7 separate regions of the Homo sapiens genome follow, and all the other regions are linked to region 3. Evidence: chromatin loops called from intact Hi-C (ENCODE). Cell type or tissue: heart left ventricle. All regions are shown on one strand. Region 1 overlaps LOC105373162 (a long non-coding RNA gene). Region 2 has its middle 120 kb from the start of PGBD5. Region 3 overlaps GALNT2 (polypeptide N-acetylgalactosaminyltransferase 2). Region 4 overlaps LOC105373162 (a long non-coding RNA gene). Region 5 overlaps LOC105373162 (a long non-coding RNA gene). Region 6 overlaps GALNT2 (polypeptide N-acetylgalactosaminyltransferase 2). Region 7 overlaps URB2 (URB2 ribosome biogenesis homolog).

Evidence for each region. Hi-C counts contacts between places; a loop is a spot of excess contacts. Peaks named below come from ENCODE experiments on the same cell type or tissue, not always from the same donor. Only the 100,000 strongest peaks of a DNase experiment are listed, where the experiment ranks them.
Region 1: it touches region 3 in a loop (2.1-fold over the local background); 6 of 110 quality-filtered maps call a loop at or near these places.
Region 2: it touches region 3 in a loop (3-fold over the local background); 14 of 110 quality-filtered maps call a loop at or near these places.
Region 4: a loop joins it to region 3, with 1.9 times the contacts of the local background. A loop is called at or near these places in 2 of 110 quality-filtered maps.
Region 5: it touches region 3 in a loop (3-fold over the local background); 6 of 110 quality-filtered maps call a loop at or near these places.
Region 6: it touches region 3 in a loop (2.6-fold over the local background); 32 of 110 quality-filtered maps call a loop at or near these places.
Region 7: a loop joins it to region 3, with 14 times the contacts of the local background. A loop is called at or near these places in 26 of 110 quality-filtered maps.

The regions. Positions count from the first base shown.
Region 1 is chr1:229,832,583-229,836,582 of GRCh38, forward strand. It overlaps LOC105373162 (a long non-coding RNA gene), which reads right to left. Exons shown (of 4, transcript XR_001737830.1): 4 at 3,294-3,496. Among named protein-coding and RNA genes, the nearest start is that of LINC01682, 51 kb to the right of the region's middle. In heart left ventricle, no CTCF peak of the experiment used is centred here; no DNase peak of the experiment used is centred here.
Region 2 is chr1:230,308,922-230,312,921 of GRCh38, forward strand. No RefSeq gene overlaps it. Among named protein-coding and RNA genes, the nearest start is that of PGBD5, 120 kb to the right of the region's middle. In heart left ventricle, a CTCF peak has its summit at 1,844 (motif pointing left); a DNase peak (open chromatin) is centred at 1,830; H3K27me3 peaks cover 153 bases.
Region 3 is chr1:230,213,614-230,217,613 of GRCh38, forward strand. The region is part of intron 3 of GALNT2 (polypeptide N-acetylgalactosaminyltransferase 2); the gene reads left to right. Among named protein-coding and RNA genes, the nearest start is that of GALNT2, 150 kb to the left of the region's middle. In heart left ventricle, CTCF peaks have their summits at 1,641 and 1,842; a DNase peak (open chromatin) is centred at 1,668; H3K4me3 peaks cover 336 bases; H3K27ac peaks cover 1,754 bases.
Region 4 is chr1:229,862,322-229,866,321 of GRCh38, forward strand. The region is part of intron 1 of LOC105373162 (a long non-coding RNA gene); the gene reads right to left. Among named protein-coding and RNA genes, the nearest start is that of LINC01682, 21 kb to the right of the region's middle. In heart left ventricle, no CTCF peak of the experiment used is centred here; a DNase peak (open chromatin) is centred at 1,555; H3K27ac peaks cover 2,654 bases.
Region 5 is chr1:229,842,410-229,846,409 of GRCh38, forward strand. All of the region lies in intron 3 of LOC105373162 (a long non-coding RNA gene), which reads right to left. Among named protein-coding and RNA genes, the nearest start is that of LINC01682, 41 kb to the right of the region's middle. In heart left ventricle, a CTCF peak has its summit at 1,552; a DNase peak (open chromatin) is centred at 1,582.
Region 6 is chr1:230,072,280-230,076,279 of GRCh38, forward strand. All of the region lies in intron 1 of GALNT2 (polypeptide N-acetylgalactosaminyltransferase 2), which reads left to right. Among named protein-coding and RNA genes, the nearest start is that of GALNT2, 7.0 kb to the left of the region's middle. In heart left ventricle, no CTCF peak of the experiment used is centred here; a DNase peak (open chromatin) is centred at 1,522.
Region 7 is chr1:229,658,968-229,662,967 of GRCh38, forward strand. URB2 (URB2 ribosome biogenesis homolog) reads left to right here. Exons shown (of 10, transcript NM_014777.4): 10 at 133-1,233. The coding sequence ends at 330. Among named protein-coding and RNA genes, the nearest start is that of URB2, 35 kb to the left of the region's middle. In heart left ventricle, a CTCF peak has its summit at 2,467; a DNase peak (open chromatin) is centred at 2,494.

The DNA of each region.
Region 1 (4,000 bases), 380 kb before region 3:
TTAATTCAAATTTAACAGGTACCTGTTTGCCTCTTGTAGGTAAATGGCTCTAGTTGCTCAACTAACCACTGCCCTGCCATGAGGATCCCAGTGTGGGACTAGATGGGCCCAGAGAAGGAAGCCGACCACTCTGGCACCATGATGGGACATAACCCACCACCAATCACCAGAGCTGTCTGATGACAGGTTTTGATCAAAAGCAGGAACTGTCTACTTTGAAAAAGCCAGTTCTTCAAGATTGATCGTGAATGATTAACTGAGCCTAAATTCAAATGGACCCAAGCGGCCATTTACTGACTAAAGGTTAAACATGTACTCTGTACTCCTGGAAAAACCACACACTCCATAACTTTGGGACACTCATATCTGTCCCTTTTTATGCTGCCTGAATCAATGGCTGCCAACACCTGGACCCAACCAATAAACTATAACCTCTGGTCAATCTTAACATCAACCAGTAAGAACTAAGCAAGTTTGCAACCCTCATTTGCATAGCATACTGGAGTGGAAGCCTGGGAAAAAACTTTTTCTATAAAGGACAACCCCTTTCTTTGTTCCAGTTGAGTGTACCTTTGTTGTATTGGAGGCTGCATCTCCCTGGTTTGCAAACTGCTCACAGAAATAAAGTGTCTCTTAATCTAATGCTTCTTTCTCAATAGTTTTGTTAACAAATCAACCTTGATGGTAATTTGGTTTCTCAGACTTTTCTATGGTAGAAAGATTGAGTTGACTAATCAACACATTTTAGGAATTATATTTCTCAGCACAGAATAAATAGAATGAGGCAATGGGTTCCTAGTCTCTCTTGCTAGGGTATAGTATTACCACCAAATGGGATTCCCAGACCCTGGTTTGCTGAAGAAGACTTTTCTGATTTTAAACCCCAAAATCCTATGCCCTGGGAAGTGCCTCATTCCTGGGAAGACTGAGACTGCTTGTCACCCTACCACCAGGACAAGAGCCTCCTGAGAATCGAAGTTGAGCACCAGAGTCTTGATCTTTGAGGACAATTGTCCAGTCCCACTGGCACATGTTTATTCTGTCCCCACGAGAAGCCACAGCCTGCCAGGCATTCAGTGAGGCTCACTATCTTAACTGAAGCACATTTAATCTGTAAATATCTGGAAAGCAGATCCAACACCCGAAGGCTGTCATTATAACTCCCTGTAAAGAAAGCCATTACTAAAAGCAGAGAAGTCCAGTAATGGAACGGGTCCAGGGCCAAGGAGTAGGTTTTCTGACAGTATTCCTAGACAGACCAATTGCTCCTCTCTCACAGATAATCCCTAGACCAGCATGGCAAAATTTAGTGAGTGAGTTGTTAAAAATTGCAGATTCCTGAGTGATTTTCCCCCATATTCTGCTTTGGTATATCCAAGGGTAAAGCCAAGGATTCTGCATTTTTAAGTTTCACCATCCATGCTGGTGATCTATAGACCACACTTTGAGAACCACAGCCTTAAAGAAATTGGAACACTAAATGTTTTCATACTCCTGTAGTTTCCAAATATATGTATTACTCATATATATCATCTTCTAGAATCTAATCAATTTTATTTCATCTAATTTAAATATAGTTGTAGCCATTAAACTTTTAAGTGTGTAGCCAGGCCCAGTGGCTCACCTCTGTAATCCCAGCACTTTGGGAGGCTGAGGCGGGCAGATCACTTGAACCCAGAAGTTCGAGATCAGCCTGGGAAACATGGTGAAACCCCATCTCTACGAAAATACAAAAAATTAGCTGGCCATTGTGGCATGTGCCTACTGTAGCCCCAGCTACTCAGGAGGCTGAGGTGGGAGAATCACTTGAGCCCAGGGGTTTGAGGCTGCAGTGAGCTGGGATCATGCCACTGCACTGAGTGACACAGCAAGATCTTGTCTCAAAAAACAAAAACAAAACACAAAAACCAAAAAACTTTTAAGTGTGCTTTAATCTCTGTTCCTTGGCATTTTTCTCATATAAAGAAATTTATTTATTTTTATTTATTTATTTATTTTGAGACGGAGTTTCACTGTTGTTGCCCAGGCTGGAGTGCAGTGGCGCGATCTCGGCTCACTGAACTCTGCCTCCTAAGTTCAAGTGATTCTCCTGCCTCAGCCTCTTTAGTAGCTGGGACTACAGGCGCACGCCACCAAGCCCAGCTAATTTTTTGTATTTTTAGTAGAGACAGGGTTTCACCATGTTAGCCAAGCTGATCTCGAACTCCTGACCTCAGGTGATCCACCTGCCTTGGCATCCCAAAGTGTTGAGATTACAGGGATGAGCCACCACCCTAGCCCATATAAACAAATTTATAAATTGAGTAACATTCTTTATCGGACCGTTTGTTCTTTTTATTTTAATTGGAGGAAAAAATGAGTGAATTCATAGAAGACAGAAGAAGACTTCAGGGGCTGTGTCTATGTTGCAAACAGTTTTCTGCCAGCTGCCCCAGATCTCAGGAACTAAAAAAATCACTTTATTGGAACCACCTTGCTGGGCCTCTCCCTCCCTGTTCAGAGCAGCTAATGAGGGGTCTGGAGAGTAGCTCTATTAAACAAAACGCAAAGAGTGCGTTGGGTGGTGGTATCTCATGTTAATGGTACAAAGCCTTCTCTCTGTTTGTTTTGCATATAGAATTCATTATATGGCATCAGCTGTCTCTGATTTCTTTTTTCCCCAAGAGGGAGACCATTAGAAGCAGGTGAAGACAGAATTATAACGAGCCCAAATCAGATTGCTGTTGGGATTTTATGCAGAGGAGCTTTTGTTTTCCTCTTCAAGTCTGCTTGAATTCCTCCCAGCTACTTCAGGCTTCTGCCTCTGCTCCACTGGCTCCCTGAAGCAGGCACCAAATGCTGGGGTTGCCTGTTATCAGAGCAAAACAAACACCTTCTGCCTCCAGCCCCGTTGTTCCAGTGAATATGGAAAGTTTGTGTGGCTGACTGGGTTTCGGGGAGATGCATTTGGCTGCCTCTCCTCACCTATTTCGTTTGTGCTCTATTAATCAAATGACTTGTGTTCCCCCCCCCCCCAAGCGCCCTTAAGATTGCTAATTAGTTACCTTAGGTCAGTTGGAGGCAATTTTCTCCATTTTATAGAAAATAACAGAGCAGCATCCCTCCTCCGAAGAAATAAGAATAACCCAGGCCCCCATCACCGGTGAAGGTCAAATGAGGGGTCTTTTCTCTGTGGAACAAATACCGGAGGAATAGCCACTCCATGCAAGAGACTAGGTGCTCCAGTGATTACAAAATGAGTTTGCAGCACACACACAGTTTCTGGTCCTCAAGAATCCCATCCATCTCCTTACCTCCTCCTTTCCCCTAGAGAGGAACTCAGAGTTCGACTTTTCTCTCTTTCTCCCTTTGCTGTGTTACTATTTCCATGAGCTCTCCTGGAGTTTTCTCTCCTTGATGGTCCTCTGGGTGCCATCTTTATACTCACCCCCAGACAGAGTGATGAATGGCGTCTTCTCAAGGTGTTCTTTTACAGGTAGAATCGCAGCGATGATACCTGGAAAAAATCTATCAACACTCCATGGTGTCTTGGTTTTGGGATTGGACAACGATTTATGCCTTTAATTTAGGGAGCTGGTTTCCCTTGTTTTATCTTTCAGGGGACAAGCCCAGCCCATTTAGGCTGTCAGTGAGCGGCAGTACCATCGACAGTCTAAACATTCTCTAGACCTTAATATTATTCTCATGTTAAATTCAGTTTAGCCTAAAGCTGCCTCCTTACCTATTTAAAGTTCAGCCTAAACGTTGCTCCATACATAGTGAACCCAATTGGATGTGTAAAGAGACCGTAACCTACTCTTGGAACAAGTAGCCGAGTCTCAGCCAATCACAAAAGCTGTACTTCAACCAATCACAGGCAGCCAACTGTTCAAACTGTATTCAAATAAGGCAAATACCGAGCTGCAGCCAATCGGGCTGTTTCTGTGCCTCACTTCTGCTTTCTGTACGTCGCTTTCTCCTTTCTGTCCATAAATCCTCTCCCACCACGTGGCAAAGCCAG
Region 2 (4,000 bases), 95 kb after region 3:
AAAAGGCAAGTGCGAAACCCTCGGGGCACCACGAAACACTGGGAGTCAGCACTGTGGCTTGACAAGGCCCCAGGCCGCCTGTGCTCCGTGCCCCATGGTTTCTTGGGCATGGCCAGAGTCACCAGAAGCGGTGCGGGTCCTCGGAGAGCCCTGCAGCCCCCAGCCCGGCTTTGCTTCTCGCCATCTCACAGCAGTCTGTGGGTGCCGCCAGTCTCCCGCACATGCCACCACATTGGCCAAGGAAAGGCTCGCAAGTGAGACATGAATTCCCCAATTAAGCTTGCTGGAATTGTGCCCCAAAATAAAGAAATTAATTAAAGTCTTTTTGCCAGCATCAACTGGGCCGGAGGTGGGCTTGGACGCCCCATCTTGGAGCTCACGCCTCCTTCTGAGAGCGCATCCTTAGCTCCCTGGCATCTTGTGCATTGGAGGCAATAAAGGTCCAAGGCAGGGAAGACCTCAGAAGCTTGGGTGGCTCCACTGTGTCCCTGCTGCCTGTTGGTGACCCACAGCGTCCTATGGGTCAGGGGAAGGCTAAGCTGTCCCGGGTCAGGAGGCACAACCTCCTTACCACCTTGACTGTGTCCCTGCAAGTTAACCAATGACACAGAACAATCCAGATGTTTGTTGGGTGTAGTGGCGGGAAGAGCCATTTGCTCCTAGATATTTTCCAAAAGAGAGACGAGTCACGTGGTCTGGGAGACGGTGTGATGCTGAGGAAACATGGGAGTTTTGGGTTCAAATACTTCTGGGTTCAAATCCTGACCGTCCTTTACTTAGGGAGGCGTGAGCGTGTTTGAGCGTCACTATTCTCATTTGTAAAATGGAGAGGAAGGCATAAGGGGTGAGAGACAGGGCTGCCCAGAAACCTTGCTCTAGGCCAGAGGTCCTCAACCTAGGCCTCGGGTGGAACCCAGGCACCCGCAGTGATTCCAACATAGAACAGCTGTGGACCAGACTGTGGTGGGTCCTCGGAGTCACCTGGCAGTCCCTCTTGTCAGACCTTGCTCCAATCTGGCCTCTCAGGGAGCGTGGCTACACCAGCCTGCTGCTCCCCACTCCCCGACACTCCCCAAATCCTGCTCTATGTTTTCCTTTTCCGTAACACTCGGTGTCCTTTAAAAGATTCTGCTGAGGCCGGGTGTGGTGGCATACGCCTATAATCCTAGCACTTTGGGAGGCCAAGGCGGGTGGATCACCTGAAGTCAGGAATTCGAGACCAGCTTGGTGAACATGGTGAAACCCTGTCTCTACTAAATATACAAAAATTAGCCAGGCGTGGTGGCACGTGCCTGTAATCCCAGCTACTCAGGAAGCTGAGGCAGGAGAATCCAGGAAGCTGAGGCAGGAGAATCACTTGAACCCGGGAGGTGGAGGTTGCAGTAAGTCGATATCGCGCCATTGCACTCCACCTGGGGGGACAAGAGCGAAACTGTCTTGAAAAAAAAAAAGATTCTGTGACCCTTTTTGTGTTTATGGTGCTCTCTCCTCCTGTGGAACGTAAGCTCCATGAAGGCAGGGGCCTCTGTGTTGGTGACTGTCCCCAGAAGTGCCCGGCCCCTAACAAGTACTGGTAAACACTGGCTGGAAGCCGAAATGTGGAATCAGCAAGCCCCTTTTCCATTCCTGTCCCCATCACTTTACGGTGCTATAGTCTCCATGACTTTGCTTATTGTTCTCTCCCCTTGCTCTGGACCAGCAGAGACCTCGTCTGTCTTATTTAGGGCAGTGTCCACAGTGCCTGGAACACTGTCCACTCCAAACTCCGAAGGCATTTGTTGAACGAATGCGCTATTGTGTGCAGGGGACGGAGGCTCATAAGGTGTCCTCTGCTGCCCTCTGCTGGGCAGCCATGGGAAAGGCTTCATCTCAAAGAAGGTGGACAGTCCGAAAAGGGGGAGGGTGAAAATTTGGTTTGGGAGCAGGTTGTTAATTACATATTTTTCGTTTTAACTCTGTTAAAATCAGACAAATCTGCCTACACCTTCCCACTCTCCTAGGCCCTTCTTCATTCCATCCATGCCAGGACAACAATCCTGGATTTTTATTTTTATTTTTTTTAATTAAGATAATTTTTAATTGATATCTAATAGATGTACATATAGTTTCAGGGCATCCTGGATTTTGAAGTATTCCATCCTGTTAACTCCATGAACACACTTATTCTCGCAGGCACTGGCTCTCCTTTTTGGGGTTGGACTCCCCTCTCCTGGTCTCTCGACGTTTGCTTTGCTGGAGGGTGAGTGTGAACAGAGCCGCTACCAGCATTGGGCCTCACTCAGGCCGCATAAGGTCAGACTGCTGCTAAGGGTTGGGGCGACTCAGGGAAGGACAGCTCTCCATCTTTTTCTAGTTCCTGGGACTGAGGAGAGTGTGAGAGGGGGACAGAGAGGGTGAATCAGCCACAGCCTAACTGGGAAATGCTTGGCACAGAAAAATCTCGTGTCCAGTTACCTTTGGCTTCTTCGGGATCGAGAGCCTCCTCCCTCCAGACTGGTTACTGTTCCTTTAGGCAGGTTTCTTTTTTAATTTTTAAGTTTTAGAGGCAGGGTCTCACTGTGTCTTATCTAGGCTGGAGTGCAGTGGCGTGACCATAGCTCACTGCAGCCTCGACTACCTGGGCTAAAGTGATCCTCTTGCTCCAGCCTCCCCAGGAATTGGAACCAGAAATTTTTAATGTGTATAGACTTCACATTCTCTTGCCTGGTACTGTCAGGGTGGTTTAACCTGGGCAGAATTTTCAGACTCATGTCTATTGGCCCAAGATCCTCCCAGTGACAAATCCCTGAGCTTTTTGGCTCTAAATCAGCTAGTGTCACGTGGGTTTGTTCCAAAAAACGAGTCTACTCATTCTGTAGAATAACATCCACACCTGACCTCTCTCTGGCCATGTCAGTCTCCCATAGCAATTACTTTTAAAATATTCTGCCCCAGAGACAGAACATGATTCATGTATCCCCATTTGTGGTTGGGAAAATACGGGCTTCATTCCTTGATTAATTTTTACATACTATTATCACTCTGGCCACATGAGATATTGCGTTTGTGTCTCTCCCACTATTTGACAGCCCTTGATGGCAAAGACTGTCCTTGCTTATACCCTTAGTGTTTAGCATAGTGCCTACTGATTTGGAAGAGCTCAATTAAAGTGTTTTGAATGAATGACTTAGTCCACTTGCCCTGTACTATTCTTCTGCTCAAACTAGAACATGTTTGTCTTTTTTTGTGTGTATTCCTGTGCATGTCCCCAAAGGCCCACAGCCCTGGGAGATGGTTCTGTTTTTTTGTTTGTTTGTTTTTGTTGTTGTTGTTATTGTTTCAAACAAACAGCGTCTTGTTTGGGCTAAAGTGATCCTGGGCTAAAGTGATCCTTCAGCCCAAGCTGAAGTGCAGTGGTGCAATCAGTGCTCACTGCAGCCTTGAATTTCTGGGCTTGAGCGATCCTCTGCCTCAGCCTCCCAAGTAACTGGGACTGCAGGCTGCAGGTGCATGCCACCATGCCCAGCTAATTTTTTTTTTTTTTTTTTTTTTGGAGACGAAGTCTTGCTCTGTCACCCAGGCTGGAGTGCAATGGCGCTATCTCGGCTCACTGCAACCTTTACGTCCCGGCTGCAAGTGATTCTCCTGCCTCAGCCTCCCTAGTAGCTGGGATTACAGGCGTGTGCCACCAAGCCCAGCTAATTTTTGTATTTTTAGTAGAGACAGGGTTTTGCCATGTTGGCCACGTTGGTCTTGAACTCCTGACCTCAAGCAATCCACCCACCTCAGACTCCCAAAGTGCTGGGATTACAGGTGTGAGCCACAGCACCCAGCCCAGCTAAATTTTTAAATTCTATTTCTCAGAGACAGGGTCTCACTATGTTTCCCAGGTTGGTTTGGAACTCCTGGCCCCATGTGATCCTCTTGCCTTGGCTTCCCAAAGTGCTGGGATTATAGGCATGAGCTACTGCGCCCCAGCACCACTGGGAGATGTGATCAGCATTCAGTCAATGTGGCAGGG
Region 3 (4,000 bases):
CTTTTACATTTAATGTAAGTACTAGTTTATTGGGGTTTAACACCAACATCTCACTGGTTGTGTTCTCTTAGTTCCACCTGCTTTGTGTTTCTTTTTCCCTTGCATCCTCCTACGTTTTTTCTTCTCTGTTGGTTTGCTAAATTCTTGACTAGTAAGTCCACATGTAGAGCCTAATGTAAATGAATAATTTTATTACTTCTTAGACAATGCACAGACCTTCTAATAATTTACCTTCCACTTACCTTCAGCCCTTTGTGCTCTTGTTGTCATTTAGCTTAATTCTTTCTTTATAAACTCTATAGGATATCTTTTATTGTTTTATGCAGTAAATATCCTTTTGATTTATTCACATATTTATATTCCCATTGCTCCTCATTTCTTATATTTCTATTTTTCTACCTAAGACCATATTCCTTCTGTATTTCATTAGTATTTCTATTAGTCCCAGTATGTTGGCAATGAATTGTATCCTTTTGTTTGTCTGAAAACATCTTAACTTTACTTTTTTTTTTTTTTGAGACGGAGTCTCGCTCATGTTGCCCAGGCTGGAGTGCAGTGGTGTGATCTAAGCTCACTGCAACCTCCGCCTCCCCAGTTCAAGTGATTCTCCTGCCTCAGCTTCCCAAGTAACTGGGATTACAGGCACCCACCACCATACCTGGCCAATTTTGTATTTTTAGTAGAGACTAGGCTTCACCATGTTGGCCAGGCCGGTCTTGAACTCCTGACCTCAAGCCATCTGCCCACCCCAGCCTCCCAAAGTGCTGGGATTACAGGTGTGAGCCACCACGCCCGGCTTACTTTTGTTTTTGAAGAGTCTTTTCACTGACTGTGAAATTCTGGGTTGACAGTGACTGTCAGCACCTTTACGTTGTCTTTCAGTTGTCTTCTGTTTTTTGTTGTTTCTGGCGAAATGTCTACCGTTAGTCTTGTTCTTTTTGAAGACATTTGACTTTTCCTTCCAGCTGCCTTTTCAGATATTTCTTTTTTTCAGCAATTTTGCCATAATATGCCTAGCAGTTGTTTTCCTTGTGCTGAACCTGTTTGGGATTTGTGGAATTTCCTGACTCTTGAGCTTCATGCCTTGTCAGTTTTGCCATGCTGCAGTTCTGTCTCCTCTTCCTCTGAGACCCTAATTTCATCTTTGTTAGATAATTCTGCGTTTCCTCTGTCCCTCATAAGCTCTTTTCTGTACTTTTTATTCTTTTTGATTCCCTGTGTCTCAGTCTGGATATATTTCTGTTGGCCTGCTTCCTGTTCATTGATCCTTTCCTCTGCTCTGTCTAGTCTGCTTTTAAATCCACTGCTGAATTCTTCATTTCAGTGATTGTGTTTTGTTGTGTATGAATAAATACCGAGATATTTCAGGGCTCTCACTGACTTTTTCCTCCAAAGAGGATTTAGTTTTGTTCTCTGGCAGGCAGTTAAAATAGGGCAGGTCACCTTAATCAAGTCTGGAATTGAGCTGGTATAAAGCTGGGTTTCGGTCTTTTGTGAGAGAGCTGGTGAGTTTCCAGTTCTCTTTTGCCACTAGGAAGTAGCCCTGTGGGATTCGACCTGGAAGTCTGGGATATGTATCAGAGCCCAGTTTCCTCAGCAAGCCCTGAAGTCCATTTCTGGCCTCCACAGCTCCACAGCACCTCCAGAAGCTTTCACTTGGCTCTGCACCTACAAGACCATCGCTTCTGCTCGGCTCAGTCGGCCGTTTGGCTCTATGCCGTTTGAGGGGAAGAGGATCAGAGAATGTTGGCCTTCCTCTCTAGGTGCTTCTCCTTTCTGGAAACCTGACCTCACACCTGGCTGCTTTGCTAGCTCTCTAGTGCCTTCAAATAGATTCTTCAGTGTATTTCATCCCGAATTTCTGGTTGCTTTTAGTGAGTAGGTTGGTCTACAGCAAGGAACTTTACTGTCACTGGAAGCAGGAAAAACACCTGAGTGTTTTATTTGGAATTCAAATCCACTCTGAATTTGGCAGTTTATAAATTTTGCCCTGAGCAATAATGTCTATCTCGAAGGAGAGTAAATGGAAATACAGGCTTGAAGTTGGGATGTGTTGCTTTTATTAATAGCTCAACCAGCTGTTAGCTCCCAGACTGAGGTTAAAATAATCTCTGTAAACCCTGGGTTTCTTATCTGTAAAACAATAATCATGCTTGCCTGGCCTGTCTTACAGCATTTTTATTAGGCTCAGATGTACACATAAACTACATACATTAATTACACAAATTCAGGACATTAATATAGTGACTAGTGGCTTGTATATATATCAGCTTTAAGTAAAGAATGAACTGTTATTTTGTTACACTTTGCTCTCAAAATGTGTGTGACATGGCTGGCAGACTTTCAGCTTCCAGTATGTGAATGCCTCTGTCACACTGAGATGGTATTGGATTGTTTTATCATAGAACCAAAAACAGTTGTGGAAATAGCTGTGAAGCAGTGATCCTACCTATTTCAGAAAGAAATTAGACCAGGAAAAATGGAGTCAACAGAGTTTTGCTTGATAAATGAGATCAATCTTCGAGTCCTAACAAACTGTCCTACTTCAACTATCCATTTAAAACCCATCACTTTGCCCCCCGTCGTGGAACCATGAAACTGAAAGAACAACTTTCTTTTTCAGTGGAAGGGTTTTGTATATTTTAGGAAACAGTCAAAATACTGTAAAATTTATTTTAACTTTTTTTGTCATTTAGGCTACGTATTTCACTTGAATATGGTTTCGGAGATTACTTGTGATGTTTCTAATGAACTTAAAAGAAGCAGCATTGTCAGTTTATGGTACATTCATTATTAAGTCAAAACACCGATCTGTTCACTGGTGTAACTGACAATTCACATATACTTTGGAGTTGTCTCACCCCGTTGCCCAAGCTGGAGTACAGAGATGTGATCATAGCTCACCGTAACAAACTCCTGGGCTCAAGCCATCCCCCTGAGTAGCTAAGACTACAGGTGTGCGCCACTGTACTCAGCTGATTTAAAAAATTGTTTAGTAGAGATGGGGTGTTGCTATGTTGCCCACACTGGCCTCAAACCCCTGACCTCAAGTGATCCTCTTGCCTTTACCTCCCAAAGTGCTGGGTTTACAGGCATGAGCCACCATGCCTGGCCTGTACTCTGGAGTTGTTAAATGTTAATGGTAGAACCTATGAGGGCCCATAATCTCCACTGCCATCTGTAAAATTTAAAGTTCAGACTTTTATAGTAACGACTATCTTAACTATATTGAATAAGCCATGATTTTCTTCATCTGACAATAATGTGAGAAAATCCACACCTCTTTGGAAATTCAAGTTATTTAAAAAAGGAAATATCCCAATAGGAATATTGTACTTGGATTTAAAGTTTTATATTCACTGAAGATTTATTTTTATTCTTGGATTTATGCATTTATTTAGCAAAGATTTGAGTGCTAACTACATGACAGGTGTTTTTCTGGTCACTGGGGAAACAGCTGTGAACAAAACATTAAAAAAAAACTCTGCCGTCATAGAGCTCACATTAAGAGGATGGGGGAGAAAACAATAAAATAAATCATTAATTATGTGGTTTTTAAAAAGCATGTTAAATACAGAAGAGAAAAAAAAAGCGGTGGAGGTTAGGAGTGTGAAAGAGTCAAGGGTTTTAGTACTAAACAGGTGATCAGGGAAGATCTCACTGACAGGAAGGTGTTTAGGCAAAGACCTGAGGGAAGGGACGAGGGAGTGTGCGTTTGAATAACTGGGAAGAGAGTTCTCATCAGGGGAGGTGGCAAGGGCAAAGGCCCCAAAGAGGTAGTGTGCCAGGCCTATCTAAAGGACAGCAGGAAGCCAGAGTCGCTAGGCAGGTGGCCATGAGGAAGAGTAGAAAGAGGTGAGGTCTGAGAGGAGTCAAGGCACCAAGCCCTAGGAGCCTGGAGGCGCATGGTAAGGGCATTGGCTTTGTCTCTGTCATAGTCCGTTTTGTGCTGCTATAACAAAATACCTGAGACTGGGTAACTTACAAAGAACAGAAGTTT
Region 4 (4,000 bases), 350 kb before region 3:
GAAGGGGTCAGCTTCTCATGGCTAAGCTGGCCCTGCCTGAGAGAAGCAGGCAAAGGCAGAGTGGGAAGGGAAACATTTTAAAAACCCTCCTCTTTTTTTTTAACCAATTTACCATTTTAACCATTTTTTTTAACAGTCCAGTGACATTAAGTACTTTCTCGTTGTTACACGGCCTTCACCACATCCATCTTCCAGAACTCTGTCATCGTCCCAAACTGAAACTCTGTACTCCTTAAACACGAACTCCACATTCTCCCTCCCACAACCCTGGCAGCCACGATTCCACTTTCTGTCTCTATGAATTTGACTCTCTGGGTACCTCATATAAGTGAAATCATACTGTTACTTGTTCTTATGTGACTGGCTGATTTCACCGAGCATGATGTCCTGAGGTTTCACCCATGTTGCAGGAATCTCCTTCTTTTCTTTTTCTTTTTTCTTTCTTTTTTTTTTTTTTTATAGACAGAGTCTCACTCTGTTGCCCAGGCTGGAGTGCAATGGCATGATCTCTGTTCACTGCAACCTCTGCCTCCCAGGTTGAAGCTATTCTCCTGCCTCAGCCTCCCGAGTGGCTGGGACTACAAGTGTGTGCCACCACGCCCAGCTAATTTTTATATTTTTAGTAGAGATGTGGTTTTGCCATGTTGGCCAGGCTGATTTGGAACTCCTGACCTCAGGGGATCTGCCCGCCACAGCCTCCCAAAGTGCTGGGATTACAGGCGTGAGCCACCGCGCCCAGCCAGAATCTCCTTCTTTTTAAGGCTGAATAATGTTCCATTGTATGTGGAGCACGTATTGTTTGTTCCTTCTTTCACCAGTGGACACGTAGGTTACTCCTTCCTTTCACTATTGTGAATAGTGCTGCTGTGAACATGGGTGCACAAGTATCTCTTTGACACCCTGCTTTCAATTCTTTCAGGTGTATCCTCCGAAGTGGAATATACTCACATGGCAATTCTATTCTTAATTTTTTGAGAAACCACCATGTGATTTTCCACAATGGCTGCACCATTTTGCATTCCCACCAACAGGGTACAAAGGTTCCAGTTTCTCCATATCCTCACCAACACTTGTTGTTTTCTATTTTGTTTTGTTTATTATAATAGCCATCCTAATGGGTCTAAGGGTGGGTCCCATCACTTTTGAGTCCCATGTGGCCCACTATTGTAGAATGGGGCTTGCATTTGTAAAAATTTCTGTTTTTCAAATTAAAAATTAATAACCTACCATTTTCACTGATTTATACGTAAAGTCATGAGAGGATGTGATTGTCACATCACAGATGAGGAAACTGAGACTCAGAGAAATGAAGCGATTTCACTGCCTCTCAGACGTCCAAGATGAAAGAACATCTAAGAGGCAGTGGCGGGCCCAGCACCGGGACACTCGGGCCACCCTGGCAGGGCTTGTCACTACCTCCGTGCCAGGCAGGGGTCAGCCGTTTACTGAGTTGTCCCATCGATTCCTCACACCAGCCTGGGAAATTAAGCATTCACGCCCTCACTTTACAGGCTGGAAACAGAAAGGGAGGTTAGGAGGAGGTCAGCATCTCCCACAGGGAGGGCAGGGCCGGCTGGCTCCTCCAGCCCTGGTCCTAGGAGCACTTCCAAGGTTTCCTTCCCAGCTGAGATCCAGCTGCTCACTGAAAGTCAAGCAGGATAAAGAAAATCAAGTGTTACTCACTGAACAGCAGTGAGAAGCGTAAGGGACAAAGGAAGGCCACCGAGTCGGGAATATCCCACTGCTATTAGCCAGGTCTCAGTGGTCTGTCCCAGAGGGAAGAAATGTAACCTCTGAGTCTTGTTTTCTTCGTGTTCAAGCCAAGGAAGCCAGTTGCCCAACCTCCCAGGTGGCCCAGAGGATTTAATGTAAGTAGCCTAATACAGGACCTGGCTCAGGCAAACATTACTCTCCTTCTCCTTCCCCTTAACAGGGGCTGAGTCCTGGCCGTGTCTGCCCAACCCCAGACAGAAGCGGCATCCCAGCCTGGGAAGGGAGAAGGGCCACAGAGTGTGGACTCATGAGAGGATGATTTAGGGCCAGCAGCAGTGTTCTCGGTGTCATTTGGCATGCCACCATTAGTCAGCTTCCACCAAGTGCCAGGGCCCTATAAATAGCTGCAAGGGTGACATTGCTAAGGCTTCTGCCTTAGAAACTCTCTGCAAAGGACACTGGATCACCCAGGAAAGTGTATTTGTATTCTAGGCAGATATAGAAGTTATGCCACTGAAAATAAAGATTTTATGTATTTGTACATATCTATCCTATAAATAAAATTTATATCCACCTTCCGGGGGTCCAGTCCCACCAGCTCAGTCCTCATTTAATCTGTATGGTGGTTATTAACAGTGTCTGGGAACGAACTGCAGACCTCTCTGAAATATCATCCTTGTCAGTCCCAGGCCTTTCGAGCAGAGCGAGATCTCCTTACTGGGGAATTATGGCGTTCATATTAGCACGCCTGCTAAGAAATTCTTATGCTGCGATACACACTTCCCTGAAGTGTTTCATGGAAATTAGATTTCGGGAGAACAAAATCACAGAGGGCTCCAAGGCTGCAGGAGGCGGGGATCCCTCTTTGTTACCGGTTTGCCCAGTAATTAATTTCTTCCCCAGCTCAATTTGAAGGAAAAGATTGTGCTCATTAATTTATCGTCCACCTGTTCCTGAGGATTATTTTGATTGCTTTTTAACAGGAGACTTTGTATTCAGTAGGGAGATTTAATATCATCCCAAGAGCTGGCATCTGAGTGCAGCGAGCCATGTTATTCTGAGTGATTTCCACCCAAACAAAAACAAGCGCACTCGGTGACTTTCACAGCAAGGCCCTGTCATTCGAACCCTCTGTGCAGAATCTCACGGGGCACCTCCCTTGGTGCCCTCTGCCCTGCCTCGCTCCCTTCTGTGGAGTTTAGGAAGATATTTTGGGGTATCTGGCTCATCCCATATCCCCTTGAGAGGTGACAGCGTGCTGGCAGTCCTCACAGCCCTCGCTCGCTCTCGGCGCCTCCTCTGCCTGGGTTCCCACTTTGGCGGCACTTGAGGAGCCCTTCGGCCCGCCGCTGCACTGTGGGAGCCCGTTTCTGGGCCGGCCAAGGCCAGAGCTGGCTCCCTCAGCTTGCAGGGAGGTGTGGAGGGAGAGGCGCGAGCAGGAACTGGGGTTGTGCGCGGCGCTTGCCGGCCAGCTGGAGTTCTGGGTGGGGTGGCTTGGCGGGCCCCGCACTCGGAGCGGCCGGCCGGCCCTGCGGCCCCGGGCTGTGAGGGGCTTAGCACCCGGGCCAGTGGCTGCGGAGGGTGTACTGGGTCCCCCAGCAGTGCCAGCCTGCCGGCGCTGCGCTCGATTTCTCACCGGGCCTTAGCTGCCTTCCCACGGGGCAGGGCTCGGGACCTGCAGCCCGCCATGCCTGAGCCTCCCACCCACTCCATGGGCTCCTGTGCGGCCCGAGCTTCCCCGACGAGCACCACCCTCTATTCCACGGTGCCCAGTCCCATCGACCACCCAAGGGCTGAGGAATGCGAGCGCACGGCGCAGGACTGGCAGGCAGCTCCACCCGCAGCCCTGGTGCGGGATCCACTGGGTGAAGCCAGCTGGGCTCCTGAGTCTGGTGGGGACGTGGAGAGTCTTTACATGTAGCTCAGGGATTGTAAATACACCAATCAGCACCCTGTGTTTAGCTCAAGGTTTGTGAGTGCACCAATCGACACTCTGTATCTAGCTGCTCTGGTGAGGACGTGGAGAACCTTTATGTCTAGCTCAAGGATTGTAAATACACCAATCGGCACTCTGTATCTAGCTCAAGGTTTGTAAACACACCAATCAGCACCCTGTGTTTAGCTCAAGGTTTGTGAATGCACCAATCGACACTCTGTATCTAGCTGCTCTGGTGGGGCCTTGGAGAACCTGTGTGTCGAAACTCTGTATCTAACTAATCTGATGGGGACGTGGAGAACCTTTGTATCTAGCTCAGGGATTGTAAACACACCAATCAGCACCCTGACA
Region 5 (4,000 bases), 370 kb before region 3:
GGATTACAGGTGTGAGCCACCATGCCCAGCCCGGAATTATTAAATCTTCTTGTGATCTTTATTTTTTTATCTCTTTATTGCTGATAATGCTTTTCTCCTTAAAGTCTGATATAAATGTCATGATGTCAGCTTTCTTTTGGTTAATATTACCTGGTATATCTTTCAGTGTTACTTCGTTTTCACCCTTTCTGGGGTTAAGAGGTGGTGTAATACAAAGGCTAAATGTATGGGCTCTAGGAGGGGCCTTCCTGGGTTCAAATCACACTCTCATTAGTTATTTAATCTCAGGCAAATTATTTCACTTCCTTATGATTAACTTTTATTATTATTATTATTTTTTGAGACAGGGTCTCACTCTGTTGCCCAGGCTGCAGTGTAGCTGCATGGTCACGGCTCTCTGCAGCCTCAACTTCCCAAGCTCAGGCGATTCTGCCAACTCAGCCTCCCAAGTAGCTGGGACTATAGGCACATGCCACCACGCCTGGCCAATTTTTGTATTTTTTTGGAGAGATGGGGTTTTGCCATGTAGCCTAGGCTGGTCTTGAACTTCTAGGCTCAAGCAATCAGCCTGCCGTGGCCTCCCACAGTGTCCTTATGATTTACTTTTCTTATCAAAACAGTCTCTGTCTCACTGGGCTATTGGGAAGATTAAATAGATAAATACGGCGTAGTCAGAACAGAACAGTGCTTGGCACATGGTGAGGACCACGTAAGTGTTTACTCATTGTGATTAGATACAGCTCTTATAGATAGTGTATTGCTGGACTTAGGAAAACAAGAATGATAATCTTTGCTTATTAGTTTAAGAGTTTGGCCCATTTACACTTGTTTCAATTATTGATATAATTTTATTCATTTATATAAGAAAAATAAAAAAACCATAATTTTAAAATAATTTTATTTATTCATATGATTTTATTTTGTACTCCTGTCCTATCTTGTCTCTCCATTCCCCCTGCCCTCATCCTTTCTTGTCTTTTATTGGACTGATTGAATTATTCTTCTCTCATTTCACTTTTTCCTCCCTCTAAAAGTTTGAAAATTATGCATTTTAGTTCTGTTATTTTGGTGGTTACCCTAGATATTTTAATATCTATATTTAACTTGACAGAGTCCTCTAGAACAGTAAAAGGACCATAAAACACTGTACTGTTAGTCATATCCCTCCAGGATTATGCTGCTTTTGTCTAGAATTTCGTTTCCAGCTTGAGCTTTTTCTTAATCCTACAAATTGAGTATCATTGCTATTGTTTGATACAGTCAGTAATTACTTAATTTTCACATGGCTGCCATTTCTTTGTTCACCATCTTTTTTTTGCACCTCCGACCTTTTGGTGGGAGGGATCATTTTCCCTATTCCTAAATGCTGTCTTATTAAAGAAGTTCCTTTCATGAGAATCAGTTGGTAACAGATTCTAACAGTTTTGGTTTATCAGTATATGTTTTTACTTTGCCTTTGTCCTTGGAAGAGTGGCAGGAGTTTCAGTGCTTCCTGAACATTCACATGCTCTTCCCCTCCCCTGCAACATCTTCCCTTGCAGCTGGGTGGAGCCCTGTGAGTCACTCTGGCTGATGGACTGGGAGCCGGAGCCACAGGTGTCATTTCTGGACTGAGGCACAGTGAGCATCTCCAGCATGACCCTTTAGCTCTTCTCCTTCTCTGGTGATTCTGCAGGCCATGTGTTGAGATGGTGGAGCCTCAAGATGTAGGCAGCCTGGATTGATGAGTCACTCACTGTATGGTACACAATGTCCTGGAGAGTCACTTGATTAATAGGAGATTTTGGACAAACATAAAATAAATCTTTGTGTAAAAAGTCGGTGATATCTTGGCTCAGTTGTTATTAGCCTATGCAGTCTCGTAAAACCAGAACTTTCCCTTAGGATATTGAAAATATTGTTGTATTGTTTTCTGGATACCATTACTGCTGTTGATTTTATGAAATTGTCATTCTTTTTGTTGATAATCTGCTTTTCTTTCCATCGACTTTTAGTGCTTTTAGTGTCTTTGGTGTGGAGGGAAGGCATGGCAGGAGGCAAATCTCCAAATTTTTCTTGGCCAACCCAGCTCTCTCCCCTCTTGCCTGCAATTCTCAGAGAGAAGGTACTGAGAATGCAACACCCTGAGATAAGCAGGAACCATCTGAAACAGGCTGGGATTTATCCATCCAGGACATCTTCCTAGAACAGGATATCCTGCAAAGCTTGGGCTCAGCAAACCATGTTGCCCCTGGGGTATAAAAACCAAAACACAGCCCTTTCAGGGTCTCTCGGCTGGGATGCGAAGTGAGGCACGTGTAGACAAGACTCCATCTGCCCTGGGCAGCTTTCCTGAACCCGAGGGACTGGTTTGCCATGGATCCTCGGCTTCTGTTTATCTTTGCTGCTCACCTGTGAGTTGTAAATCTGCTTTGCCTGACTTGTGTGACAGTTCCATCTCACCAGACTCACTGGGACAGCCGGGCTAGTGCAAAACCTCCTGCTAGACCTGGAAGCCTGCCATATCTAGGAACCTTAGCAGAAAATGCAAGGACTTTTGAGTGTTCCTCTAGGATTAGCAACAGGTACACAGTGTTCCCCTCACAGGGATTGATACTGATGTATGTTATTCTGCTTCACAGGCACTGTTTAGAGTTTTGCAGACTGAGTGTTCATTTCTTATTGTTTATTGTTCTTGAGATTCCTTGGTGTTGCTGAATCTAAGGATTGGTGTCTTTCATCAATTCTAGAAATTTGTTGGTCATTATTTCTACAAAGTGTGGCTTTTCTCTGCTGTTTCTATTATGTTCTTCTGATGTTCTAAAAACATATATTTTGGGTCTTCTTTCTTGGTGATTTATTTCCGTTGATACCTCTTTTTCATGTTCTCTGTTTGTCTCATTTTGTGTGCTATTTCTTAATATTTACTTTCCAGTTCACCAATTTTCTCTTTGAATCTGATACGTTATTTAAGTCATTCATTGAGTTTCTAATATCAATTATATTTTCCCTTTTTAGAAGTTTTGCTTGGTACTTTTAGGATCTACCTAGTGATTTTATAGTCTTTTGTTCTTCACTTAGATATTTTTCTGAAATTCCCTGGTATTTCTTTAAATGTAATAATAGATTTTTTTTTTTCTGTATCTGATGATTGCCATACCTGTTGTTTTTGCAGTACTTATTTTGTGGTTTGTAGCTTCTGCTGACTTTCTCATGGTGACTTACTTCCTCATATATTTAGTGACTTTTGACTGGGAGCTCAAGTCCCTTGTACTTCTTAGAGTTGTGTTTTGCAGAGAGAATTGGGAATTGACACTTTCCTTTGCCAAGATCTGGGGAAGCGCCAACTTGGGATTACTTTATGTAGATATTTGTCTTGGAAGTTTTGAGGCCATTCATAGAGTGGGAATTCAGACTCCAGATCTGAATGAGTGTGGGTGAGTGGCTAGGAATTTTCAGAAGGTATGTGATTGATTGATTGATTGAGGGATTGCTATTTCAGAACCAAGGCAAAAACAGGCAGTTATTCCCTCTGCCTCCCTCTGCAGGATGGGCTGTGCCCTAGTTCACCCATGGGGATGTGTTACCTTACAGGAATGATGACTTTCTCGAAGGGTTTCTGACGTGATCTCCCACCCTGACCAGACACCTGGCTACTTCTAAACCCGTATCACCCCATCATCTTCTGAACCTGATCTCAGCCCCCAGGGATCAGCATGGAGTCTCAGAAAAAAACCTCATTTCTGATGCTCTCAGGATTGTGCTTGTTGCTATCATCTTAGTCAGGCGTTCAAAAGAATGTTTGAGATGTCTCCCCCAGCAGCTTTAGGTGTTTGTACTGAAAGGCACTATCAGAAATGAAAATTTTCAAATACAGCCTATGTGGCAGGCTCTGTTCTAGGCATTGGAAATCCAGTAAACAAAAGAGACCACAATCTCTGCTCTCATGGAGTCTTAATGGGGGAAGACAAGACATTAAAAATATAAACGACTAAATATATAGTAATAGACAATGATTAGT
Region 6 (4,000 bases), 140 kb before region 3:
TCAAAGCAGGCAAGGCCACTGTCCTGCCTAACTTCTAGCAAGTCCAGAGGCAGTGGGCTTAGTGAAAGCAGGTGTGGTGGGGCGGGGGTGGCGGGGGGTGCGGTGAGGCTGCCTGGGACAGAGACACAGGTGTAAGCAGGAGTCGACTGTGAGGCTCTGGCTGAGATCCCAGGAAGGGAAGCTAGGTATTCCTGGGAAAAGCCTGTGAAGTCTCCTGGAGTGCCCAGCAGAATTCACGTGATGAGAAAACACACAAACCTGGCCAAGTCTATGCTCCCTGTTGGTTTTTGTGCTTTTGTCCTTGTGAAGCCTCTTCTGGAAGCTCTGCATGGGTGATGCTGAGCCGTACAAGTCAGTGGATATCCAGATGGAAACACACTGGCTTAGCCATGCCACTCACATGTAACAGTGGGGCACTTCCATGCTGGTTGTTAAATATGCTCTGCCTTGAGACCCCCTGAGTGCCCTCCGGTTCCTAGCTGCCCTGGTCTTTCCTTGGGATCTCTTTCCCATGTTCAGCAATCAAAGGGTTGAATCCTGACACTTGAGGGGCCTCTTGGACCCACTTCTGTGCCTGTGCCATAGTGAACATGCTGATTGTCACCCCTGCAAATGTGCCACTTGGATAGAAGGAGGCCTAGCCCCACTTCCATGATGGGAACAATCCCTTTTCCCTCTGAGTAAGTCTTGATTCACTGTTACTGTTGAGAGTTCTGGTTCCACCATTGTAATCTTGTGGCCTTGCCTCTAGACTGCCTTATGGGTGAGGTGTTTTTAAGGAGGAGGGATGTCTTGGTACTTCCATATGCAAACCCCCCTGAATGGGTCTGGGATAGGCTGGGCCTGGCGGGGAACTCTCCTCTATGGAGAATTACATTGAATTCATTGATGTGTGCTCACCAGTGATCACTCCTGTCCTTAGAGTGGAACTTGACCTTGTTCTCTTAACAGTGTGAAGATTCCTTTACCTTGGCCCTGTGCTTGATCTTCATGATGAACCCAGTATGGAGTTGGCAGGAAAGCTGTCTTCAGATTACCTGCCCAGTCCAGAAAGCCTCTCCCACCTTTCTCTATTGTAAACCATGGAAATAAAAGGGGCTCAAGACACTAATCCATCTTCCCTGATGGGCCCCCACCTTTCTAGGGTTCCCTGCTCTAAGCAGGTGGCACTGTGCTCCTGCCTGGCTCTTGCCTCCTGCAGCACAGGGTGAAACACTGGCATTTTTGCACTTAGTCATGTCTACTAGTATGGGCCCCAGAAGCATGGGGTGTTTTATATGGATTAGGTTTCTTAGCATGCTGAAATGTAGATGACAGTGATTCATCAGGGCCGGATTTGGAGATAAACAAAAACTGTCACATAGAGTCTCACTCATAGGCTTACATTTAAAAAGCTTTCCCAGGCTATGGGAGTTATATGAGCCCCTTGTCTCACTGAGGCGGGCTGTCACAAAGAAGCAGTTAAGGGCTGGCTGCCTGGGGGCTGGGAAATGGGCCGATCCCTCATGGCTCAGCCTGCCCTTGCTGGCTGCTTGCCCTGGTCAACTGTCCCTTCTGCCGCAGCCTTCCAGGAGCTCCCCATGGAACAGAGAGTCTCTCCTAGGCCACTCTGCTGACCACCTCCTCCTGCCCATGGCTGGCAGTTTTCTGTCCCTAACTCTTAGGGAAGAGGAATGGCCAGGAGGGTTGGGGGTAGAGTTACTGAATTTCCAGAGTTCAGGTCAGGACATGCATTTGGGCAGGGACAAGGGTACTTTCGGGACTGTGGTTGCTCTGGTTCAGTTTCTTAACTCTGGCACCATTGACATTTTTGGCTGGCTTTTTTTTTTTTTTAAGACAGTTGTACTCTGCCACCCAGGTTAGAGCTCAGTGGTACAACCAGAGCTAACTGTAGCCTCAAACTCCTGGGCTCAGGTGATCCTTTCACCTCACCCTACCGAGTAGCTAAGACTATAGGCATGTGTCACCACAGCAGGCTAATTTTTAAATTTTTTGTAGGGACAGGGTTTCACTATGTTGCCCAGGCTGGGCTCAAGCGGTCCTCCTGCCTTGGCCTCCCAAAGCATTGGGATTCCAGGTGTGAGCGACTGCACTGGGCTGGATCATTCTTTGTTGTGCAAGGCTGTCCTCTGCATTGTATGATGTGTAGCAGCTTCCCCAGCCTCTCCCCACTAGATGCCAGTAGTTCTCCCACCCCTGATCTTCCAAGTTGTAACAACCAAAAATGTGCAGACATTGCCAAGTGTCCTGGCGAGGGTGGGAGGTGGGCAGAATTGCCCTTGGTAGAGAACCACTGCCTTAGTCCGTTAATTTTGATTTCATTCCTTCTGTCTGAGCCATTATGGTTAGACCTTCTTGTAATGAGACTGCCTTTCTGTGTGGTCTGGGGTGAACCACTGTGGGGAGGGCTAATATATTAATACGTTTTAATTTTCAAAATTTAATAAACACTTTCATGGCACTCACTGTGCATAGAAATAAAAGGGCTGCATTTCATCTCAGCCCTTTTATTTCTTCTAGTGTACTGATGAAACTGAAGCACAGAAAGGTTAAGTGACTTTCCCAAGGTCACAGAGCTCACAGGTGGCAGACCCAGGGTTGTCTGGTGGAAGAGATCTCCTCAGGGCCTCTGGAGGCAGTGGGGTTTTTCTGCAACTCCTGGCCGAGGGTTTCTGCCAGCCAGCAGTGAACCTGGCTTGCTCCTGCTCCCTGGGCCTCCCATGCCCCTTCCTTGCATTGGCAGTGCCCTCATACTGCGGCCTCATTTGGAAAGTTCCTGGAAGGCATCTTGGAGCAGATGCACACTTGATAATGCTTTGATAGTAGTGCTGGTCTGTTTTGCTTTTTTTTTTTTTTTTTTTTTTGAGACAAAGTCTCACTCTGTCGCCCAGGCTGGAGTGCAGTGGCACAATCTCGGCTCACTGCAACCTCCGCCTCCCGGGTTCAAGCGATTCTTGTGCCTCAGCCTCCTGAGTGGCTAGGATTACAGGCACCTACCACCATGCCCAGCTGATTTTTGTATTTTTAATAGAGACAGGGTTTCACCACCCAGGCTGGTCTCAAACTCCTGACCTCAAGTGATCCACCCACCTCGGCCTCCCAAAGTGCTGGGATTACAGGCGTGAGCCACCGTGCCCGGCTGCTCTTTTCTTCATTTTTACCTTTTGCTCCATGGAATTTGTGTTCCTACCCTCCAGGCCTCTGCCTGTCCTGAAGGCCGCAATCCTCAGCTGCCCCTCCGGAAGGAGCAGAGATGAAAACTGGCTCTGGTTCTTTTCATTTATTCTTTCAGTGAGTATCTCTTGAGACCCTCCTATGTGCCAGGCACTGCTTGAGTGTTTGGGAGTACACCAGTTGTTGTAGCAGACACGGAATCCTTGTGGTCTTGGAGCTTTCATTCTAGTGGGGGGCTGCGGGGAGCCAGACAGTAGACATGAAGTCAGTTACGTCGTGTGCAGAAAGGTGCTGTGTGCTGTGGAAAAAATAGAGCAGTGTATGGGGATTAGGGATGAGGGCGGAAGGATAGTTGCAGTATTAAAGTGGTGATCACGTAGGCTCATGGGGAAGGCAGGATTGGAGCTGAGACTAAGAGGGAGCCATTGTGGTTCCCTCTGCTTCAGAGGTAGCCCCTGGTTTCATCTTCGTCCAGCCTCTTTTTCGGTGATCTCTCTACTCCTTGGTTTCTTTTGCTAAACAAATGAGCCAGTTTTCTTTCCCGAAGGATGTTGCCTTTGGTTGGCTAGTGGTGGAGTTTCCCTCCATGCTGTAGACATCTTGGTCACCTGTTCTTGTTCTGGTCTCCTCGATGAGGCATGAATGCATCCTGGTTAAAAGGTTGTGTGTACTCTCATAATCGCTTCCCTTACTACAGACCTGCAGCTGCTCGAGGCAGTTTTAATTTAGACTGCTCCAGCAGTTTAATTTGCTGATCAGCTTCGTGGGATATGCTTGTGGAACAATCTCATTTCTTGATTCCTGAGCTGACTTCTGTGAAGCACCA
Region 7 (4,000 bases), 550 kb before region 3:
ATGTCGATTTTTTTCTCAATTTGGAGGTCAGTTTGAAATTACTTGTTAGTGCTTCCCAAGGCATTGTTGGCAGGTGGTGCGGCTTGATCTCTGCCCCCAATTGTTCTCACAGAGGTTTGCCTTTTTCCTCAGGTGACCTTATATCCAGCTGTGAAAAGTCTGCTGCAGGAGGGCATTTACCTCATCCTGGACCTCTGCATCGAGCCTGACGTCCAGTTCCTGCGGGCCTCGCTGCAGCCGGGAATGAGAGACATCTTTAAGGAGCTCTATAATGACTATCTCAAGTACCACAAGGCCAAACATGAAGGAGAGAAAAGATATACGGCCTAAGGCTATGGGACAGAAGTGCCGCCAGTGACACTGTCCAGAGGCTTTGGCTGCATGGTCTGAAAGAGCTGGAGAATGAAAGACTTAAGATGTTCTAATTCGTAGTATTGGTATACATAGAAAATCCTTTGGGGTTTATGTAGTATATTTTGATGTATTTTACATCGTGTTTTTCTTACTATTTTTTAATACATAGTTTTATGCAGTAAGTATTGCAATAGAATCCTGAAAATTGACCCTGGGATGAGATTAATTCAATAGAAAAATTGCTGACTCTTGGGACCTTTCTGTGTTTGGTTCTCGTCTTGGCTCAGTGGTTTGGTGTTCCCTCGTCTGCACTGGAAACTACATAAAACTTGGCTTTTTACTTTGGGTACATGGGCGTATAATTCAGCCCTGTTTAAATATACTTGCCTTTCAAATTCTTCAAGTAACATGGGAAGTATTCTTGAAATGTCACATTTTCTGCCTTCCCTCTAAGTATGCTTTCTGAAGAAGTCAGGGAAAGTTAGAGTCTGTGGCCTGAGGTGTCTGCTCTGGGTGGCGATAGTGGGCACCTCAGGCAGGTCGGTGACGTTTAGCACAGGTGCCAGGGCTCCTGCCTGCTCCTCCTGTGTTAGCTCTGTGAAGTTCATTTAGGAATTTTTTTTTCCTATGCAGTTTAAGAAATAATCCTAATTGTTTTTTCTTATTACCTAAGCAATATATTTTTATTATAGCAACCTCAGAAAAGAAAAATAAAAGGATAATTTAAAAAACTCATTCATAGTCTCAGTTACCCAGATAACCTCGGTTGTCACCTTGGAGTATCTTGTTGTAGTCCCTTTACTATGTGTATGTATATAGATGTGCATATAAATATATATAGTAGCTAAATTGGATCATAAATGCATTTTTTTAAAGTTACCTTTTTTCCTGTGTAATATTTTAAGTAACTCTGGGTCAGTGAAAACATTCGACATATATTTTTTTTGGCTGCATAGTAGTCCATTGAGTAGATATTGTTGTTTTATTTAATAAGTACACCATGGTTAGACATAGGTATCTGTCCAAATTCCCTTTTATAGATGGTGCTTGCAGCTGAATTATTTTCAGAAGATGAATTCTCATGAGTTGTATTATTTGTCAGAAAACCACATCATTTTTAAAGGATTTATATAAATATTGCCAAATTGCCCCCTAGAATATTACTAATTTATTTTCCTACTAGTGAGTCAACTTTAATATTATTGATTTTTGTTTCTTTATGCTTCCTTGATAGGAGAGAGATGTTATTCTGTTTTGAATTTCTTTAATTACTAAGAGATTATACATTTTTCACATTTACCATTTTTATTTCTTATGTAAATTATGTTTATATAATTATCTTTCTTCTGTAATAGCACATTTCTCAATTGGGATATTTACCATTTTTCTTATTCACTGTCTTTGGGGGAATCATGTTGGAATTCCCTTTTTAATTAGTTCAAAATGCAGACTTTTGAAGTTATTTGAAGGATCATCCTTAAGCAAAGGCTTTTTTTTTTTAACACTGTATTTTCAAGCAGATGTGATTGGAGCAGACAATATAAAATGAATGTCTTTGATACCTAAGAGAAATGGCCCTTGTTTTACGCCCCACATTTGATTTTATTTCCTGTGCTATCTTGTGGGGGCTGGGGGACAGTCCTGCCTTACGCACTGCACATGTCATCTGTTCCCTTCCCTTCCTCATCTAGACTGTGTGTGCAGAGGGCCTTTCGAAGCTCTGGCCACCAGAAATGTCTTCGGCTGGTCTGGCATCCTTTCGCTTAATGCTTTGTGTTGACAGAATTTTGTTTCTGTAGTAAACTCCCTGCAGGAGCCTCGAAGAGAGTCTGGTGGCGCCATTTCTTGTTCACAATTGGAGATGGGTGTTGGTGTGAGCGGGCGACCTTTCAAGGACACGAGCTGTAAACAAGCGGGAGCTAAAACACGGTCTTAGGTTTGCCTCTGGTTCAAGTGCCCAGACCGGAAGCTAACTGTCTCCAAGGCCTTCATGGAGCCATGGCTAGTTTTTCCTGTGCTGAAAGTTCTGAAGGCCAGAGGTGAGGGGACCATCCTTTCCCCCTGCCTTGGGAATGCTGGGTGAGCTGACGAACGTGGAGCAGTTCATCAGGCGTCCTGGTGGTGGCACTGCAGGGCCTTTCGAAGGGAGTTGGCAGCGGCTGCCAGGTAGTCAGCCTTGAAGGAAGGGAAGGACGAAGAGAAGGCTGGGACTCCACCTCCTCCCTGCACAGCTCTGAAGGGCTCTCTGCTGTGTTCCCATTTCTGGGGAAGCAGTCACAGGTTCCTCACAGTCATTTCTATTTGAACTCTAAACGCTCCTCAGCAAAGAATTTGTTTTAACTCCATTTTGCTGATTCATAGGGTAGAAGAAACATGTTTCTGGCTGGCAAATATGGAGGCTCTGTTGTTCATTTTTATCCTGTTAGAATAGACCTCACAAGCAAAGAGAGTTGGCCCAGCCAGCTCTCCACATGGCAGAGTTGGGGACTCAGCTTGGGGAACGGCAAAATGCTGGGCTTCAGAGAGACTGTCCCCACTGGACTTGCTGTGGCTCCAGACCCCCATCACCTGACAGATGTGCATGAATCACCTGTCTGTACCAGGCACGGAGACATGGCCCTGGTCCTCAGGGAGCTTTCTAGTAGAGGACATTGACAATGAGCCAGGAAACAAATAGGCCAGGGGGTGATCGCGGGGTTGGCAGCAAAGCAGACAAGTTCAGTGGCTGGAGAAAGAGGTGATATTTGAACTGAGACCTGCCTGGGTGGTGAGAGGCGCCCCTGGAAGGGCCTGGGGTGCTGATCCTTAATGCCTGCACTGAATCCATGTGGCAGCCTGGTTTTGGCTGAGGGCGGACACCTGAAGGGAGGGGTGGGCGTAAGGGGAGTTGGGTGAGAGAAGGCTCAGCGGGGTGACTTTGCCTGGGATGTTGCCTTGGGCGGTCCTGGACAGTAGTACATCAGGGGGCCCCCAATGGCACAGACAACACACAGCCCCGTTCTCGACCTTGCCCTGCTTGTGGACCACAGTGGGTGGGTCTCCTTCACAGCCTGTCTTCTGCAGCTTCCCGGACTCAGCCTCCTACAGTAGCTGTGGAAACTGCCCAATGTTAAGGAGTGATGTGAAGTCTCCAGAAAAAAAGACAGCAAAGAGGGGGTGTCTACTTGAAGGGATTTGGGGGAGTTTTTTTTTTTTTCGGTTTCTCTTTTTCATTTTTCTTTGGAGACAGGGTCTCGCTCTATTGCCTAGGCTGGAGTGCAGTGGTGCAATCCTAGCTCACTGCACCCTCCAACTCCTGGGCTCAAGCGATCCTCTTGTCTCAGCTTCCCAAGTAGTTGGGACTACAGGTGCACACCACCACAACCAGCTAATTTTTAAGTTTTTAGTAGAGATAGTCTCACTATGTTGCCCAGGCTGGTCTGGGACTCCTGGCCTCAAGCAGTCCTCCCTTCCTTGGCCTCCCAAAGTGCTGGGATTACAGGTGTTAGCCCCCGCACCTGGCCCTGGTTTCTCATAACTCATAGAGGTAACTTTGATTTATTGCCGGCATGCCAGGCTATAGCCTGAATTCTTTTGTCTAATAAGCTCATACGTTTCTGCTTTATGTCTCATAAAAGCCGCTGTAGAGGCAGCAGCAGTGTCGTTT